Linked DNA regions of Homo sapiens: region 2 is linked to region 1. Evidence: read pairs that join two places in POLR2A ChIA-PET (ENCODE). Cell type or tissue: A673. All regions are shown on one strand. Each heading gives the region's core, and the rest is flanking DNA. Links, peaks and the distances in the headings are about the cores only. Region 1 holds the start of LOC124902871 (a long non-coding RNA gene). Region 2 overlaps DPPA3 (developmental pluripotency associated 3).

Region 1 (8,833 bases), core at 3,320-5,819:
ATGTTGGTCAGGCTGGTCTCAAACTCCCGACCTCAGGTGATCCACCTGCCTCAGCCTCCCAAAGTGCTGGGATTATAGGTGTGAGCCACCGAGCCTCCGCCCCACCCCCACCACCATTCTTCTTAACGATCTAAATTTAGACTTTCCAAACATACTCGAAGTAGATGTGAGGAGCTTAATCAAATCATCACAGAAACATTCGTCTCTGTAGTGGTAGAAATAGGTACTTGATAAATCAAACTGTCAGTTTCTTCTGTTACCTCATTTATAATTCATAACAATATTTAAAATTTGCTATTGTCATCCTCATTTACACCAAGAAATCTCTAAGTAATTTGCTCAAGGACCCACAGTTTGGGGCAGAACTAGTTGTCCATACTATACTATAGTATACTACATTGTTGTAGATTAAGAGAAATATATCCAATGTATGTTAAGAAGAAAGAATCCGGGGCCGGGCGCGGTGGCTCACGCCTGTAATCCCACCACTTTGGGAGTTCGAGGTGGGCGGATCACGAGGTCAAGAGTCCGAGATCAGCCTGGCCAATATGGTGAAACGCCTTCTCTACTAAAAATACAAAAATTAGCCGGGTGTGGTGGTGCGCGCTTGTAGTCCCAGCTACTCAGGAGGCTGAGGCAGGAGAATCGCTTGAACCCGGGAGGCGGAGGTTGCAGTGAGCCGACGTCGCACCGCCACTGCACTGCAGACTGGACGACAAAGCGAGACTCCGCCTCAAAAAAAAGAAAAGAAAAAAGAATCCGGGATAGCCACTCTTTCTCCATCCACGTCTATCCTACCCTTTTACGCCTAGAAATGGAGCCTGTTCTTGCCCCTTCTTAGGCAGCTTGTCATAAACAGGAAGCATGTGTCCTGGGTGCAAGACATCTGGAGACTGACGATAAGTGGCTGTTCAAGGGTTGTAGGAAAAGGGAGACATTCTCCCCCGCGAGTTTAGTAAAGATTCTATTCTTAGGCTCTAGAGAGAAGGTGAAAGGAAGTTGAGGATGCCAGGCAGGGAGGCTGGATAAGGGAAGGAAAGCTCTTGCTACTTATCAGTGTTCTGTCTGCAAAGAAGAAACGTCAAAGGGAAAAAAGGGGGAGTCTCCTTCAGTAATAATGGCTTTGCAGAGCTGATTACCTTTCAGTTCAGTTAAACCAGGGGTCTGAAACTATGGCACTGGGTCCAAATCAAGCCCAACACCTGTCTATCACCACACATAAACTAAGAATGATTTTTGCATTTTTAAATGATTGAGGGTGGGGGGGAATCAAAATAATTATTTTGTGGCTTGTGAAAATGATATAAAATTCAAATTTCAGTGTCCACAAGTAAAGCTTTATTGAAATACATTCACGTTCATTCATTTATATATTGTCAAGGGCTGCTTTTGCACTACATATGGTCAGAGTGGGTAGTTATGACAGATTGAATGGCCCACAAGGCCTAAACTATTTGCTATCTGATCCCTTACAGTAAGTAAAGTTAGCCAACTTGTGATTTAGACAGTAGAGGAATCAAATGAAATAGCATCAAAAAGTTGTAGGATCATTGGGCCATTCTAACCCTAAGTCAGAGGAAGAAATGGAATGGGAAGTAGAGGGTGAACAGAAAGAACACAATACATCTGAGTGGGACGCACACATGTTGAGTAGTAAAAATCTCTGAGGACTTCTTGTTAGGGGATGCCAAAAAGTGGGCCTACCAAGAAGATATAAAAAGGCTGAGATTAGGGCGGGGTGCGGTGGCTCACACTTGTAATCCCAGCACTTGGAGAGGCTGAGGCGGGTGGATAACCTGAGATCAGGAGTTCGAGACCAGCCTGGCCAACATGGGGAAACCCCATCTCTACTAAAAATACAAAATTAGCCATGCATGATGGTGCGTGCCTATAATCCCAGCTATTCGGGAGGCTGAGGAAGGAGAATCACTTAGAACGCGGGAGGCAGAGGTTGCAGTGAGCCAAGATCATGCCATTGCACTCCAGCCTGGGCGACAGCTCGATACTCTGTCTCGGAAAAAAAAAAAAAAAAAAAGCTGAGATTAGGAAATAGAAATTTTTTCTCCAAATTTCTCTCATTCCATGATATAGGGAATGGGAGATAAACTTAGCAATGTTGAGAATGTCCTCTACTTAAGGGCACTAGTTCAATAAACTGTTCCCCAGGTTCACTGTGGGCTGATAAATTCACCTGGTTATTTTACTTATCTAGAAACATAGTACAGATATTAAAATACCTAAATCCCCAGTGGCCGCTTTGAACATAGTGCTACCCTCCATATTACTAGAAAGAGGAAAATTCAAGACTGGATTAGAGAAATGGCTAATGAAAGATGGGCTGACAGCTAATCTTAAATTCAACTCTCCCTTTTTTCCATAGCTTCATGGTCATTTTCTGTGATCCAAAAAGGTGGTGAAAAGACTGCATTTGGCCAGGCGTGAGGGCTAATGCCTGTAACCCCAGCACTTTGAGAGGATGAGGCGGGCGGATCACTTGAGGTCAGGACTTCGAGACCAGCCTGGCCAACATGGTGAAATCCCGTCTCTATTAAAATACAATATTAGCCGGGCATGGTGACGCATGCCTGTAATCCAAGCTACTCAGGAGGAAGCTAAGGCAGGAGAATTGCTTAAACCCAGGAGGCAGAGGTTGCAGTGAGCCGAGATCAGGCCACTGTACTCCAGCCTGGCAACAAGAGCGAAACTCCATCTGAAAAAAGAAAAAAAAAAACACAAAAATTACCACTATCATCACCCATCTACCTAATGAAGTGTGGGTGAAGAAAACAGATGTGGAGAACAGCGCAGGAATAATAACTTTAGTGGAATTAGTCCCTGAATAAACCATTATAAATAGAATACATTTAGCTGGGCGTGGTGGCACGCACCTGTAGTCCCAGCTACTCGGGAGGCTGAGGCAGGAGAATCGCTTGAATCCGGGAGGCGGAGCTTGCAGTGAGCTGAGATCGTGCCACTGCACTCCAGCCTGGGCAACAGAGTGAGACTCCAGCTCAAAAAATAAAATAAAATAAAATAAATAGAATACATTATTAAACATAAATTACTAACTTGTTTATCCTATACTGACTGTTATCATGGATAGATCCTGAGTCATATTTCTAAATACATTATGGGAGCCTGTAATAAAAAAGTCACATCCTACATGACGCTTTAAAGTCCTGTGTAGTTTTATAATATGATTGTTTTAGTTCATTTATTCACAAATTCAGATTTTAGTGTGGCACAATAGGTGTGTTTAAAGCAGAACGTGCTTGAACTTTGTAATGATTGTCCTTCTACAAGATGCTGGACGCTGTTCTAAAGACACATATGTCATATGGTAAACATGTCTAAACAAAGTCCTACAAAGTTTATTTATTTATTTTTAAAATAAATATGTCTTTTGTTTTGTTTTTTTGAGATAGGGTCTCACTTTGTCACCCAGGCTGGAGTGCAGTGGTGCAGTCACAGCTCATGCAGCCTCACCTCCTGGCCTCAGGTGATCCTCCTGCCTCAGCTCTCTATTACTCCATTTTCACACTGCTATAAAGAACTACCTGAGGCCGGCCGGGCACGGTGGCTCACACTTGTAATCCCAGCACTTTGGGAGGCCGAGGCGGGCGGATCACCTGAGGTCAGGAGTTCGAGACCAGCCTGGCCAAAATGGTGAAACCCCCGTCTCTACTTAAAATACAAAAATTAGCCGGGCATGGTGGCAGGCGCCTATAATCCCAGCTACTCGGGAGGCTGAGGCAGGAGAATTGCTTGAACCCGGGAGGCGGAGGTTGCAGTGAGCCGAGATCGCGCCATTGTACTCCAGCTTGGGGGACAAGAGTGAGACTTCGTCTGAAAAAACAACAACAGCAACAAAACAACAACAACAAAGAACTACGTGAGGCTGAGTGCAGTGGCTCATGCCTATGATCCCAGCAGTTTGGGAGGTCAAGGTGGGTGGATCACCTGAGGTCAGTTCAACACCAATCTGGCCAACATGGTGAATGAAACTCCATCTCTACTAAATATACAAAAATTAGCTGGGCGTGGTGGCGCATGCTTGTAATCCTAGCTACTTGGGAAGCTGAGGCAGGAGAATGGCTTGAATCTAGGAAGCCGAGGTTGCAGTAGCTGAGATCACACCATGGCACTCCAGCCTGGGCAACAGAGCAAGACTCTGTCTCAAAAAAAAAAAAATAATAACTACCTGTGACTGGGTAATTTATAAAGGAAAAAGCTTGGTAGGGTGTGGTGGCTCACGCCTATAATCCTAGCAATTCGGGAGGCCGAGTTGGGCTGATCACGAGGTCAGGAGTTCGAGACCAGCCTGGCTAACGTGGTGAAACCCCATCTCTACTGAAAATACAAAAATTAGCCGGGCGTGGTGGCAAGCATGTGTAATCACAGCTCCTCTGGAGGCTGAGGCAGGAGAATTGCTTAAACCCGGGGGCGGAGGTTGCAGTGAGCCGAGATCACGCCACTCCGCTCCAGCCTGGGCGACAGAGGGAGACTCTGGAAAAAAAAAAAAAAAGCTTTAATTGACTCACAGTTTCACATGGGTGGGGATGCCTCAGGAAACTTACAATCATGGTGAAATGGGAAGCAGGGCACGTCTTACATTGCAGCAGGAGAGGTGGCAGAGGGCAGGGGGGAGACCACCACACACCTTTCAACTATCAGATCTTTTTTTTTTTCTTTTCTTTTTTTTTTTGAGACGGAGTCTTGCTCTGTCGCCCAGGCTGGAGTGCAGTGGCGCGATCTCGGCTCAATGCAAGCTCTGCCTCCCGGGTTCACGCCATTCTCCTGCCTCAGCCTCCCGAGTAGCTGGGACCACAGGTGCCCGCCATCACGCCCGGCTAATTTTTTGTATTTTTAGTAGAGACGGGGTTTCACCGTGTTAGCCAGGATGGTCTCGATCTCCTGGCCTCATGATCCACCCGCCTCGGCCTCCCAAAGTGCTGGGATTACAGGCTTGAGCCACCGCGCCCAGCCGAACCATCAGATCTTGTTAGAACTCACTCATTATCACTAGAACAGCATGGAGGAAACTGTCCAAATGATCCAATCACTTCCCACCAGGACCCTCCCTTAACAGGTGGGGGTTACAATTTGGGATGATGTTTGTGTGGGGAAACGGAGCCAAACCATATCAGCCTCACAAGTAGCTGGGACCACAAGCCTATGCCACTTATGCTGCACTAATAATTTTTAACATTATTTGTAGAGATGAGGTCTTGATACATCGTCCAGGCTGGACTCGAGTTCTTGAGCTCAAGTGATCCTTCCATCTCAGCCTCCCAAAGTGCTGAGATTAGAGGCTTGAGCCACCAGGCCCAGCCTATTTAATGTTTTGTTTTTTTAAAATTTATTAGAAAAAAAATTTTTTTTTTGAGACAGAGTCTTGCTCTGTCACCCAGGCTAGAGTGCAATGGTGCGATCTCGGCTCACAGCAACTTCCACCTCCTGGATTCCAGTGATTCTCCTGCCTCAGCCTCCCGAGTAGCTGGGATTACAGATGCCCACCACCACGCCTGGCTAATTTTTGTATTTTTAGTAGAGACGGGGTTTCATCTTGTTGGCCAGGCTGGTCTCAAACTCCTGACCTCACAGGTGATCCACCCGCCTCGGCCTCCAAAGTACTGAAATTATAGGCGTGAGCCACTGCGCCCGGACTAATGTTTTAGTTTTTTAAAGATAGAGATTGGCGTCTCACTATATTGCCCAAGCTAGTCTCAAACTTGTAGGCTCAAGCAATCCTCCCACCTGGGCAAAGATTACAGGTGGGAACCACTGTTCCTGGCTGAAAGTTTATGTTAAGTGTCATGAAGGGGCACTACCAAGTGCATAAAAAATAAAATACAGGCTGGGAGCGGTGGTCCACACCTGTAATCCTACCGCTTTGGAAGGCTGAGGCAGGAGGATAGCTTGAGTCCATGAGTTCAAAACCAGCCAATCCTATCTCAAAACAAGCAAACAAAGCTGGGCATGGTGATGTGTGTCTGTAATTCTAGCTACTCTGAAGGCAGAGGCAGGAAGGATCCCTTGAGCCTAGATGTTAGAGGCCAGCCTGAGCAACCTAGCGCAACACTGATTCTACAAAAAATAAAATACAGGCTGGCCGCGGTGGCTCACGCCTGTAATCTCAGCACTTTCGGAGGCCAAGGCGGGCCGATCACCTGAGGTCGGGAATTCCAAAACAGCCTGACCAACATGGAGAAACCCCATCTCTACTAAAAACACAAAATTAGCCGCCAGGCACCGTGGCTCACGCTTGTAATCCCAGCACTTTGGGAGGCTGAGGCGGGTGGATTACGAGGTCAGAAGTTTGAGACCAGCCTGGCCAATATGGTGAAACCCCGTCTCCACTAAAAATACAAAAAAAAATTATCTGGGCGTGCTGGCACGCGCCTGTAGTCCCAGCTGCTTGGGAGGGTGAGGCAGGAGAATCGGTTGAACCCGGGAGGCGGAGGCTGCAGTGAGCCGAGATGGTGCCACTGCACTCCAGCCTGGGCAACAGAGCAAGATTCCGTCTCAAAAAAAAAAAAAAAAAAAAAAAAAATTAGCCAGGAGTGGTTGTGCATGCCTGCAATCCCAGCGACTCCGGAGTCTGAGGCAGGATAATCGATTGAACCCGGGAGGCGTAGGTTGCAGTAAACCTAGATCGCGCCACTGCACTCCAGCCTGGGCAATAAGAGCGAAACTCCGTCTCTAAAAAATAAAAATAAAATAAAATAAAATACAAATTTAGTCCCAAGACAGTTGTGCCCATAGTCCCAACTATTGTCCCAGGTATTCAGGAAGCTGGGACAATAGCTGGTATTCAGGAAGGTGGGAGGGTTGTTTCAACCCAGGAGTCTGAGGCTGCAGTGAAGCCGTGATCGCTCTGCTACACTCCAGTCTGGGCAACAGGGTGAGACCCTGTGTCAAAAGAAAAAAAACTACATAATACATAAATACAACGCCATGATATATAAATCACGTTGTTTTTTGTTTGTTTTGTTTTGCTTTTGAGACGGAGTCTCACTCTGTCTCCCAGGCTGGAGTGCAATGGTGCGATCTCGGCTCACTGCAACCTCCACCTCCTGGGTTTAAGCGATTCTCCTGCCTTAGACTCCCGAGTAGCTGGGACTACAGGTGCCTGCCACCACACCCAGCTAATTTTTGTATTTTTAGTAGAGACAGGGTTTCACCATGTTGACCAAGCTGGTCTTTGAACTCGTAATCTCAAGTGATCCGCCTGCCTTGGCCTCCCAAACTGCTGGGATTACAGGTGTGAGCCACCATGCCCAGCCAAATCACCTGTTTTTAAACCATAGAAAAAGGGGAAGATAAATGTCAAAGGAGGACTGTATTTACAACTCAACAGTAAGGAAAATAAAGTCCTTGATTTAGATTCCCCCCCTTTCCAGTTTTCCACTTCTTTCTCCTCTCAAGCACCTTTTCTGCCTGGCAAGAAGCATGCAAAACAAACTACCCATTTGCTTTTCTTCTTCTTCTTTTTTTTTTTTTTTTTTTTTTTTTTGGAGACATAGCCTCACTCTGTCACCTAACCTGAAATGCAGTGGCTCGGTTAACTGCAACCTCCACCTCCCACCTCCCAGGTTCAAGCTATTCTCCTGACTCAGCTTCCCCAGTAGCTGGGATTACAGGCGTGCGCCACCATGCTCGGCTAATTTTTGTATTTTTTAGTAGAGATGGGGTTTCGCCATTTGGACAGGCTGGTCTCGAACTCCTGACCTCAGGTGATCCACTAACCTCAGCCTCCCAAAGTGCTGGGATTACAGGCATGAGCCACCGCGCCCGAACTACAATTCTTGGACGTCTCCATTAATTCTTACTGCTCTTCCATCCCCAATCTTGTCTTTCTCGGTGTCTTGATTACTTGAAAATCATCCCTTCGTCTCTGTTTCTCGAGCAGTGCCCCTTCCGCAACAGTACGCGCTCTCCTTTTTTTTTTTTCTTTTTTTCTTTTGAGGCAGGGTCTCAGTCTGTTGCCCAGGCTGGAATGCAGTGGCGCGATCTCGGCTCACTGCAACCTCCGCCTCCCGGGTTCAAGCGATTCTCCCGCCTCAGCCTCCCGAGTAGCTGGCATTACAGACGCCCGCCACCAGGTCCGGCTAATTTTTTTGTATTTTTAGTAGAGACGGGGTTTCACCATGTTGGCCAGGCTGGATTTGAACTCCGGACCTCAAGTGATCCGATCTCTTCGGCCTCCCAAAGTGCTAGGATGACAGGCGTGAGACACCGCGGCCGGCCGCGCTCTCCCTTTCTTGCACTCGTCTTTATCTTCTAAGCCCTCCACATGCTTTTAAACTGTCAGTCTTTTCATTTTTATTTCTTCCTCTTGGACGCATTTACCCAAATTGGCCCGAGGGAGGCTGAGACAGCAGATACGAAAGAAAAATGTGTGTATGCGTGAGTCTTTGGGTGGCGAAGAAGGAGGAGGAGGAATGTAGCTCGGGGCTCGGCCCCCGTGCTGGGATTCCGAGGGCGGGGGACAGGATGCGCGCGCGGCGGGTAGCGTGCCACACGGCACGTCCCGGCCGCTGCAGGAAGGCGGGGCTCAGGTCCCGCCGACTCCCACATGCTGGGGGACACCGGGAGCGCCTCCCACTCCCAGCCCGCCGGAGAGCCTTGCAATTTTCAGGAATCGGCGTCTTCTCTGGAAAGCCGCCAAAGGTTTTAAGAGGGTTTCGCCTTAAGGGCAGATGTTTTGTGCTAGGCCAGTAATCCTCAAACGTCCCTTTTAGCCCCACTCAGCTGTGTGAGTTTCCATCCCCATCCCCTCCTCTCACCCGACCACGTTGCCTCTTTAGCTGCAGGTCCTTTTATTGCTCTT
Region 2 (8,833 bases), core at 1-2,500, 250 kb before region 1:
CTGAGGCTAGAGAATTGCTTGAACCCTGGAGGCGGAGGTTGCAGTGTGCCGAGATTGTGCCATTGCCCTCCAGCCTGGGCAACAAGAACAAAACAAGCGTCTCAAAAAAAGACTCCCAGCTCACGTCTGTAATCCCTGCACTTTGGAAGGCTGAGGTGGGAGGATCACCTGAGCTCAAGGAGTTCCAGACCAGCCTAGGCAATATAAAAAATTAATAAAATCAGCCATCTCTACAAAAAATTAATTAGCTGGGTGTAGTGGTGCGTGCCTGTAAGTCCCAGCTGCTGTGGGGTGGGTGGCTGAGGGCTGAGGCAGCTGGATCACTTGAGCCTGGGGGGTTAAGGCTGCAGTGAGCCATGATTGCTCCACTGCAATCCAGCCTGGGCAACAGAGAAAGACCCTGTCTCAACAAATTCCCTAGCTTCTCTCCCTTATATAGATGTGTAATATTAGTAATCTTTTTCTTGATAGTTTTCAATAAACATATTTTTTTCCCATGAAGCATGAAAGAAGACCAACAAACAAGGAGCCTAAGGGAGTTAAGGTAAGTATAATTTTTTTCTTTTTATTTTCCTTTTTTTTTTTTGGCTATATATGTGGATGGGTATCTGGTTTGTTTCCTTTTGCCGGAATAGGGAATTAGGGAATTTGCTTGGACTTTCTGAATCCCCAGGGACTCTGGATAAGTCAGTTCATGTTTGTAGTTTTTAAAAATATATTCTTTATTCTTTATTTTTCAGAGAAGTTTTATGTTCATAGCCTTTCCCCCACACCCCACACATGCCGCCTCTACTGTCAACGTCACACACCAGAATTGCACACTTTGCAGCTGATGAACTTACCCTGACAGGATTATCATCCAGAGTTCATAGTTTACACTAGGGGTCACTCTTGGTGTTAGGTTGATACTTTCACGTGCTGTCACAAATATCTTCACGGTAGCACTGTATAGTAAGAGGACAAACACTTCAGCAGAGTGTCTAGTAGCAGAATGAGTTACATTTAAGGCATTCAGAGAACGGAGACTAGAATGTTTTATTGACAGTCTGCACTTGTTACCATTACAAAATGACCCACAAGCTGCCATTCTGTGGTACCCATATTTTGATCTTTTTTTCTCCTAAAATGTTTTGCTTTTGGCCCGTGTGTCCTTTTTTGTGTGTGTTCCCTGTTCCAACACTTACCAAAATAAACAACATTATAGTTGAGGGCTTATTACATTTCTCTGGGGTACAATATTCCAATTAATCCATTTCATCATTTTTTTTCAGAAGGAATCAAGACCATTCAAATGTCCCTGCAGTTTCTGCGTGTCTAATGGATGGGATCCTTCTGAGAATGCTAGAATAGGGAATCAAGACACCAAGCCACTTCAGCCATAAATCTTATTCTTGCACCTTTTTTTCTTGGTAGTAATTTTATATAGCAGGTTGAGAAAGCTACTCTATGCTAGTATAGACTATACACCAATAATTTTGATAATGAGTTCTAGGATGTATTTTTCTTGTATCTTTTTCTTCCTACTATGATACTAGTAATTCATAAGGGATCTGTGTAATCTGAATGTATTTGAATAACTTTAGCTCTACTGTTTGATTTGACCCAAAGAAGCCAAGATGATATAAGTATTCCCATGTGTCTTAGAAGCCCAAAGTCAGTGAGATGAAACCCAACATCAAGAAATTGAAGCAAAGTTACTTATGGATAAAGAAAGCATTAGGTAGTTGGGCTATAGCATAATTAGATTTTCTGGCTTTCAAAAATTTGGATTGCAATCACAGCAAACTTTGTTATTTTTACAGTTTTCAGTACAAAAGTGTTTATATAGAAACAATAAAGTTGACATTTGAGTACCTTTTAAAAATTGTTCTTGATTTTATTCTTTTTCTTACTAACAATTAGATGAACAATAGTTTTATTACATTTCTAGAATGTAAATATCTGGCATTCTAATATTTTATATCTTCCCACTGGGAAGAAACTTCATTGTACATTTGGGTGAGATTGGAAAACACAGGCACAGATAGTTGCAAATATCAACTTCCCATTAGAGATGTGAAAATTGGAAGGAGGTAGAACAGAAGTGGAGCTTACTACGTTGTTGATAGGAAATATGCAGGGGTCCTCACACCAGGCAAGCAATTCTTTTTTGTTTGTTTGGTTTTCTGAGACAGTTTCGCTCTTGTAGCCCAGGCTGGAGTGTGATGGCACTATCTCAGCTCACTGCAACCTCCGCCTCCTGAGTTCAAGCGATTCTCTTGCCTCAGCCTCCTGAGTAGCTGGGATTACAAGCACCTGCCACCACGCCTGGCTAATTTGTGTATTTTTAGTAGAGACAGGGTTTCACCATACTGGCCAGGCTGGTCTGGAACTCCTGACTTCAGATGATCTGCCTGCCTTGGCTTCCCAAAGTGCTGGGATTACAGGTGTAAGCCACGGCACCTGGCCTCCAAGCAAGCAATTCTGCCATAGATATCAGCTGGGTGTCTAATTCAATTCCAGCACTGTCTACCTGGAAATAGCTCCAGATCTTACAGGTTGAAGGCTCAGTCCCACAAGACTGCCTGCACTTCTAATGCTAATCACAAGCTTCAGGTTGTCTTACCTGTGCTTTTGACTGACCAGCTACAAATCAGGGTTCCCTCGACCCCTTGCTTGAGTTTGATTAATTTGCTCTAGTGGCTCATAGAACTCAGGGAAACACCTTACTTATTGTGAAGGATATTACAAAGGATACAGATGAATAACCAGATGGAAGAGATGCATAGGGCGAGGTATAGGAGAAAAGACAAGCAGGGTGAACCACCCTTAAGGAGTGTGAAACTGTCCAGGAGCCCTCAGAACTCCTTTTGTGTTTTTAGGGAAGCTTCATTAGGTAGGCATGATTGATTACATCACTGGCCATTGGTTTATCAACTCAACCTTCAGCCCCTGTCCCTTCCCCTGGAGGTCCCGGAATGGGAGTGAAACTTTCAACCCTCCAATCACTTGGTGGTTTCTCCTGGCAACCTGCCCACATCCTGAGGGTATCTTGGAGCCCCCAGCAAAGCAGTCACCATTAGCATACAAAAGTTATCACTCCAGAGATTTTGAAGATTTTAGGAGCTATATGACAGGAAATGGTGACTAAGAACAAATATGTTTTATAATATCACAGGGAGAATTGGAAAGGATATCTGCATGATATGTAATAACCCAAGAAGATGCTATCCAGTGATTTCTTTGTGGTTTTTGTTTTGTTTTTTGAGATGGGGTCTCACTTTGTTGCCCAGGCTGGAGTGCAGGACCACACTGCCAAGTTTGGTCATCAGAAGTTACCCCACTGAAGAACTAAATTTAACATGGTCTACCAGCAAGGACAAATGTGGGGCAGATTGAGCATTGGTTATATTTCTTTTTTTTTTTTTTTTTTTTTTTTTTTGAGATGGAGTTTCACTCTTGTTGCCCAGGCCGGAGGGCAGTGGCGCAATATCAGCTCACTGCAACCTCTGCCTCCCATATTCAAGCAATTCTCCTGCCTCAGCTTCCTGAGTAGCTGGGATTACAGGCATGTGCCACCACACCCAGATAATTTTGTATTTTTTAGTACAGATAGGGTCTAACCATGTTGGTGGTATCGAACTCCTGACCTCAGATGATCTACCCACTTCAGCCTCCCAAAGTGCTGGGATTACAGGCATGAGCCACTGTGCCCGGCAGAGCATTTGTTATAACTTACAAATCGTTCCTAGTAGCAAAGCTAACTTTTATTATTTTTCTGTATGAGCTTGAAAATCACTGACTAGTTAAAAAAGGCAACTTATTTTTATTGCAATCATGTTAAATTTGTAAATTAATGAAAACATTAATTCTACATGTCACATGTCCTTTCGTATTCTTTTGAGATGCAGTCTCGCTCTGTCACCAATGCTGAAGTGCAGTGGTGCCATCTCTGCTCACTGCAACCTCCACCTCCCAGGTTCAAGCGATCCTCCTGCCTCAGACTCCCAAGTAGCTGGGACTACAGGCGTGTGCCACCACGCCCAGCTAATTTTTGTATTTTTAGTAGAGACAGGGTTTCACCATGTTAGCCAGACTGGTCTCGAACTCCTGACCTCAGGCAATCTGCCTGCCTTGGCCTCCCAAAGTACTGGGATTATAGGCATGAGACACCGCGCCTGGCTAGTATTTAGGTATATTTTTAAACCTTTCTATAATAATATCTTCCTTTCATGTATTTCCTGCTGAGAGCATCAGTTCAAGTTGCCCTGAATCTTTATGCTCCCAGTTTACATTTATTGAGTGCTAGGCATTATTCTAAGGATTTTACGTGCATTAGCTTATTTAAACCTCAAAACTTCTGAGATAGGTCACTTTCGGTGTCTTCATTTTACAGAAAAAAAAAAGCACAAAAGTAGTGAACTTGCTCAAAGTTACATAAGAAGTGGCTTATCCGAGATGGAAGTCAGCTAAGCCAAGTCGGTACTTTCTTCTTTTTTTTTTTTTGAGATGGAGTTTTGCTCTTGTAGCCCAGGCTGTAATGCAATGGTGCAATCTCGGCTCACTGCAACCTCCGCCTCTTGGGTTCAAGCAATTCTCCTGACCTCTCCCCGTGTCGGCTTCCCAAAGTGCTGGGATTACAGGCGTAAGCCACTGCGCCTGGCCCAAGTCGTACTTTCTACAGATATCTTCCTCTTCAGATTATATTATGGTGTGTTAAAATATTGCCATTACATTTTTCAACTGGTTGTAATATATGAAAGTTGTTTTTTTTCTATATTTACTTATTTGAGCCAGGGTCTCTCTCAGTTGCCCAGGCTGGGAGTGTAGTGAGGCTTGGCTCACTGCAAACTCCACCTCCCGGGCTGAAGCAATCCTCCCACCTCAGCCTTCTGAGTAGCTAGAACTACAGGCATGAGCCACAATGCCCGGCTAATTTTTTGTATTGTTTGAGGAGACAGAGTTTCACCGTGTTGCCCAGGCTAACGCTGTTAATTTCTCTATTTGCTGTTCACTCAACATTTTTTGTTTTACTTTAAACTTTTTTTAAAAAAATTTCAAACTACATAAAGTTGCAAGCTTAAGCTCATAAACCTGTGTGTACATTTTACCTAGATACAACAATTGTTAGCATTAGCCACATTTCATTTAACATTCTATATTTTCTCTTTTTAAACAGATATTTGAGAGTAAATTTCAGATAACACTTCATCCCAAAATAGTTTGTGTTTTCTTAGAACAAGAATATTGACTTATATAACCACAGTAGAAGGATAAAATTCAAGAAATTTATGGCCAGATGTGGTGACTCATGCCTATAATCTCAGCACTTTTGGTGGCTGAGCCCAGAGATTTGCTTGAGGCCAAGAGTTCGAGACTAGCCTGGCAACATAGTGAGATCCTAGTCTCTACAAACAAAAAATAAATTAGTCAGGTGTAGTGTTGGGGGCCGGGGGGAAGATGTGGAAGGGATAGGAAGCGGGAAAGGGGTAGGAAGGGATAGGAAGGGAGGAAATGGGCTAGAGGACCCCAGGGGTTCAAAAGGCAACTTATTTATTTATTTATTTATTTATTTTGAGGCAGAGTTTCGCTCTTGTAGCCCAGGCTGTAGTGCAATGGTGCAATCTCGGCTCGCTGCAACCTCCGCCTCCTGGGTTCAAGCAATTCTCCTGCCTCAGCCTCCCGAGTAGCTGGGATTACAGGTGCCTGCCACCTCGCCTAGCTAATTTTTGTATTTTTAGTAGAGACGGGGTTTCACCACATTGGCCAGGCGGATCTGGAACTCCTGACCTCAGGCAATGCGCCCACCTCAGCCTCCCAAAGTGCTGGGATTACAGGTGTAATCCCAGCACAGGCACCACGCCCGGCCCAGAGTTTATTTTTGTATTTCTGCTGGCCCACGCAGTCCAGCCCAAAGGGCCTATGGCCCAAGGCCCCACAATCAGGCCCCAGCGGTCACCAGCTCTGGTCTTGGACCAGCCCTTGGTGCCCACCTGTACCCCCACCTCACCCATTTGGTCACATGCACTGGTTGTCACTTTACTACAGCTCATTCCTTCCCAATAAAAGTTTCTGTGACTTAAAAAATATACATATATTTTTCTATATGATGTTAGATAGGGGTCCTACTTAATTCTTTTGCATATGGTTATCTAGCTGTCCAAGCAACATGTGTTGAAAAGACCATTCTTAAAAAAATAAATAAATAAATAAAAAATAAAAATAAAAAAAGACCATTCTTTCCCTATTGAGTTGTTAACAATCAATTGACTATTAATGTGAATGTTTATTTTTGAATTTGCTTATTACATTGATCTATACATTTGTTTATTTATTTATTTATTGAGATGAAGTCTTGCTCTGTTGCCCAGGCTGGAGTGCAGTGGTGCGATCTTGGCTCATTGCAACCTCCGTCTCCTGGGTTCAAGCGATATCCTGCCTCAACCTCCCGAGTAGCTGGGACTACAGGTGTGTGCCATCACGCCGGGCTAATTTTTGTATTTTTAGTAGAGACTGGGTTTCACCATGTTGGCCAGGCTGGTCTTGATCTCCTGATCTCAGGCCATCCGCTCACCTTGGCATCCCAAAGTGCTGGGATTACAGGCGTGATCCACCTCACCTGGCCTGATCTATATGTTTGTTTTTATGCCAATATCACACTGTCTTGGTTACTCTTGCTCTGTGGTACATTTTGAAATCAGGAAGTGTGAGTCTTCCAACTTTATTCTTCTTTTTCAAGTTGTTGAGACTTTATTAATTTAAAATATTATTAGGCCGGGCAAGGTGACATAAACCTGTAGACCCAGCTACTCCTGAGCTGAGGAGGGAGGATCATTTGAGGCCAGGAGTTCGAGGCTGTAGTGCCCTATGATCACACTGTGAACAGCTGCTGCACTGCAGCCTGGGCAACATAGTGAGGCCCCTTCTCTAAAAATAAATTAAAAATAGGCTGGGCACAGTGTCTTACGTCTGCTCTCCCAGCACTTTGGGAGGCTGAGGCAAGAGGATCACTTGAGCCCAGGAGTTTAATGCCAGCCTGGGCAACATAGCTAGACCTCATCTTTACAAATAATAAAAAAAATTAGCTGGGTGTGGTGGTGTGCACCTGTGGTCCCAGGTACTTGAGAGGCTGAGATCACGGCCCTGCTTGGGCAATAGAGTGAGACCTTGTCTCAAAAAATAAAAAATTGTTATAAGGATACTTTGGTTTGATATATCACTTATCAAATTTGTGCTGTGCCATAATGAGATTTCTCATATGCTTGTGGGCTTTTCTCTATTCTTTTGAATTCCTTATAAGATTGAGGCCAGGCACAGTGGCTCATGCCTGTAATTCCAGCACTTTGGGAGGCTGAGGCGGGTGGATTACCTGAGGTCAGGAGTTCAAGACCAGCCTGGCCAATGTTGTGAAACCTCATCTCTACTAAAAATACAAAAATTAGCCGGGCATGGTGGCGGACGCCTGTAATCCCAGCTACTCAGGAGGCTGAGGCAGGAGAATCGCTCGAACCTGGGAGGCGGAGATTGCAGTGAGCTGAGATCACACCACTGCACTCCAGCCTGGGCGACAGAGCAAGACTCCATCTCAGGAAAAAAAAAAAAAGAGAGATTGAAAATTAAGTTTATCTTAAGATCCATTATTTTTCAAAACAGTGAGAGTCTTGGCCAGGCACAGTGGCTCACGCCTGTTATCCCAACACTTTGAGAGGCGGAGGCAAGGCAGGTGGATCACCTGAGGTCAGGAGTTCGAGACCACCCTGGCCAACATGGTGAAACCCCGTCTGTACTAATAATACAAAAATTAGCTGGGCGTGGTGGTGCGTGCCTGTAATCCCAGCTACTCGGGAGTGGGACGCAGGAGAATCACTTGAACCCAGGAGACGAGGTTGCAGTGAGCCGAGATCACGCCATTACACTCCAGCCTGGGCAACAAGAGTAAAACTCCATCTCAAAAAAAAAAAAAAAAAAAAAAAGGTGAAAATCTAGTAATAAATATCAGGAAGAAATGGTGTGTGTAACTTGCTAAATGAGAGGTGGTAGATGAGATCTTTCCTATTTCCTGGTTACCAGGACCCATAGTCACATTTTAGTTTCAGAGTAACTCCAGCTCAGTTTCCTTCCTGCAGCGTTTGCTAAGGGACACCGTTTTGTAAGATCAGACACAAGAACGTTTTTCACTATCAAAAGTAGGCTAGCGATAGGATAAGAGAGTACATTTGGGAGAATGCCGACCTTATGTTACTGATTCCTATCTGCTTTATCTTTTTTTGGGAAAGGGCAGGGCATTTTATATGTACCCCCTCCTCCTTGCAGGATCAGATGTGACCAAAGTATCTTTGCCCACAAATAAAACTGGAGCTGGTGATTACATCTAATCTAATTGCTGAGCCATTGAACCAGCAGAGAGCCTGATAGCCAGGCCTGATGCTGCCGGTTGGTGAGAAAGGAGCGCAGGGTGATGCTAGGCAGAGTGTCTGCAAACAGCTGGCATTCCCACCATTTGGTGACGCAAGTACAGTTCAGAAAGTGGGTGGAACACAAACCATCTTGTAAGTAACCACCCATGACCTTCCCCCAACAAGGGACTGCTGGATGAGAATTCCCCAAAAGCAAAAGGTTGTGGGGATGGAGTAAAAGTTTAAGCCTCAGTTCCATTTTTATGACAAAGGACTGGGCAGAGACCAACACCCATAGAGCTCTCTAAAATCCAATCAATGCAACCCCATGAAACAGCCAAGTTTTAGGCCATTGCCACAGAGAGGAAACTGATGGCTGGTCAGTGTTGAGAATCCAAAACCACCCCTGACTATCACTGGAATGGGAGAGCTTTGAATCAAGTATAATTCAAACATTT

What was found. Peaks named below come from ENCODE experiments on the same cell type or tissue, not always from the same donor. Only the 100,000 strongest peaks of a DNase experiment are listed, where the experiment ranks them.
Region 2: POLR2A ChIA-PET joins it to region 1 with 10 read pairs; 2 of 35 experiments call an interaction of 5 or more read pairs at or near these places.

What each region holds. Positions count from the first base shown.
Region 1 is chr12:7,962,299-7,971,131 of GRCh38, forward strand. LOC124902871 (a long non-coding RNA gene) reads right to left here and starts at 4,723. Exons shown (of 2, transcript XR_007063198.1): 1 at 2,889-4,723; 2 at 1,316-2,710. RefSeq lists enhancers at 5,628-6,340, 6,341-7,053, 8,479-8,833. In A673, for the core only: no CTCF peak of the experiment used is centred there; no DNase peak of the experiment used is centred there.
Region 2 is chr12:7,715,696-7,724,528 of GRCh38, forward strand. DPPA3 (developmental pluripotency associated 3) reads left to right here. Exons shown (of 4, transcript NM_199286.4): 3 at 503-544; 4 at 1,272-1,864. The coding sequence ends at 1,382. Among named protein-coding and RNA genes, the nearest start is that of DPPA3, 8.7 kb to the left of the region's middle. In A673, for the core only: a CTCF peak has its summit at 881 (motif pointing right); no DNase peak of the experiment used is centred there.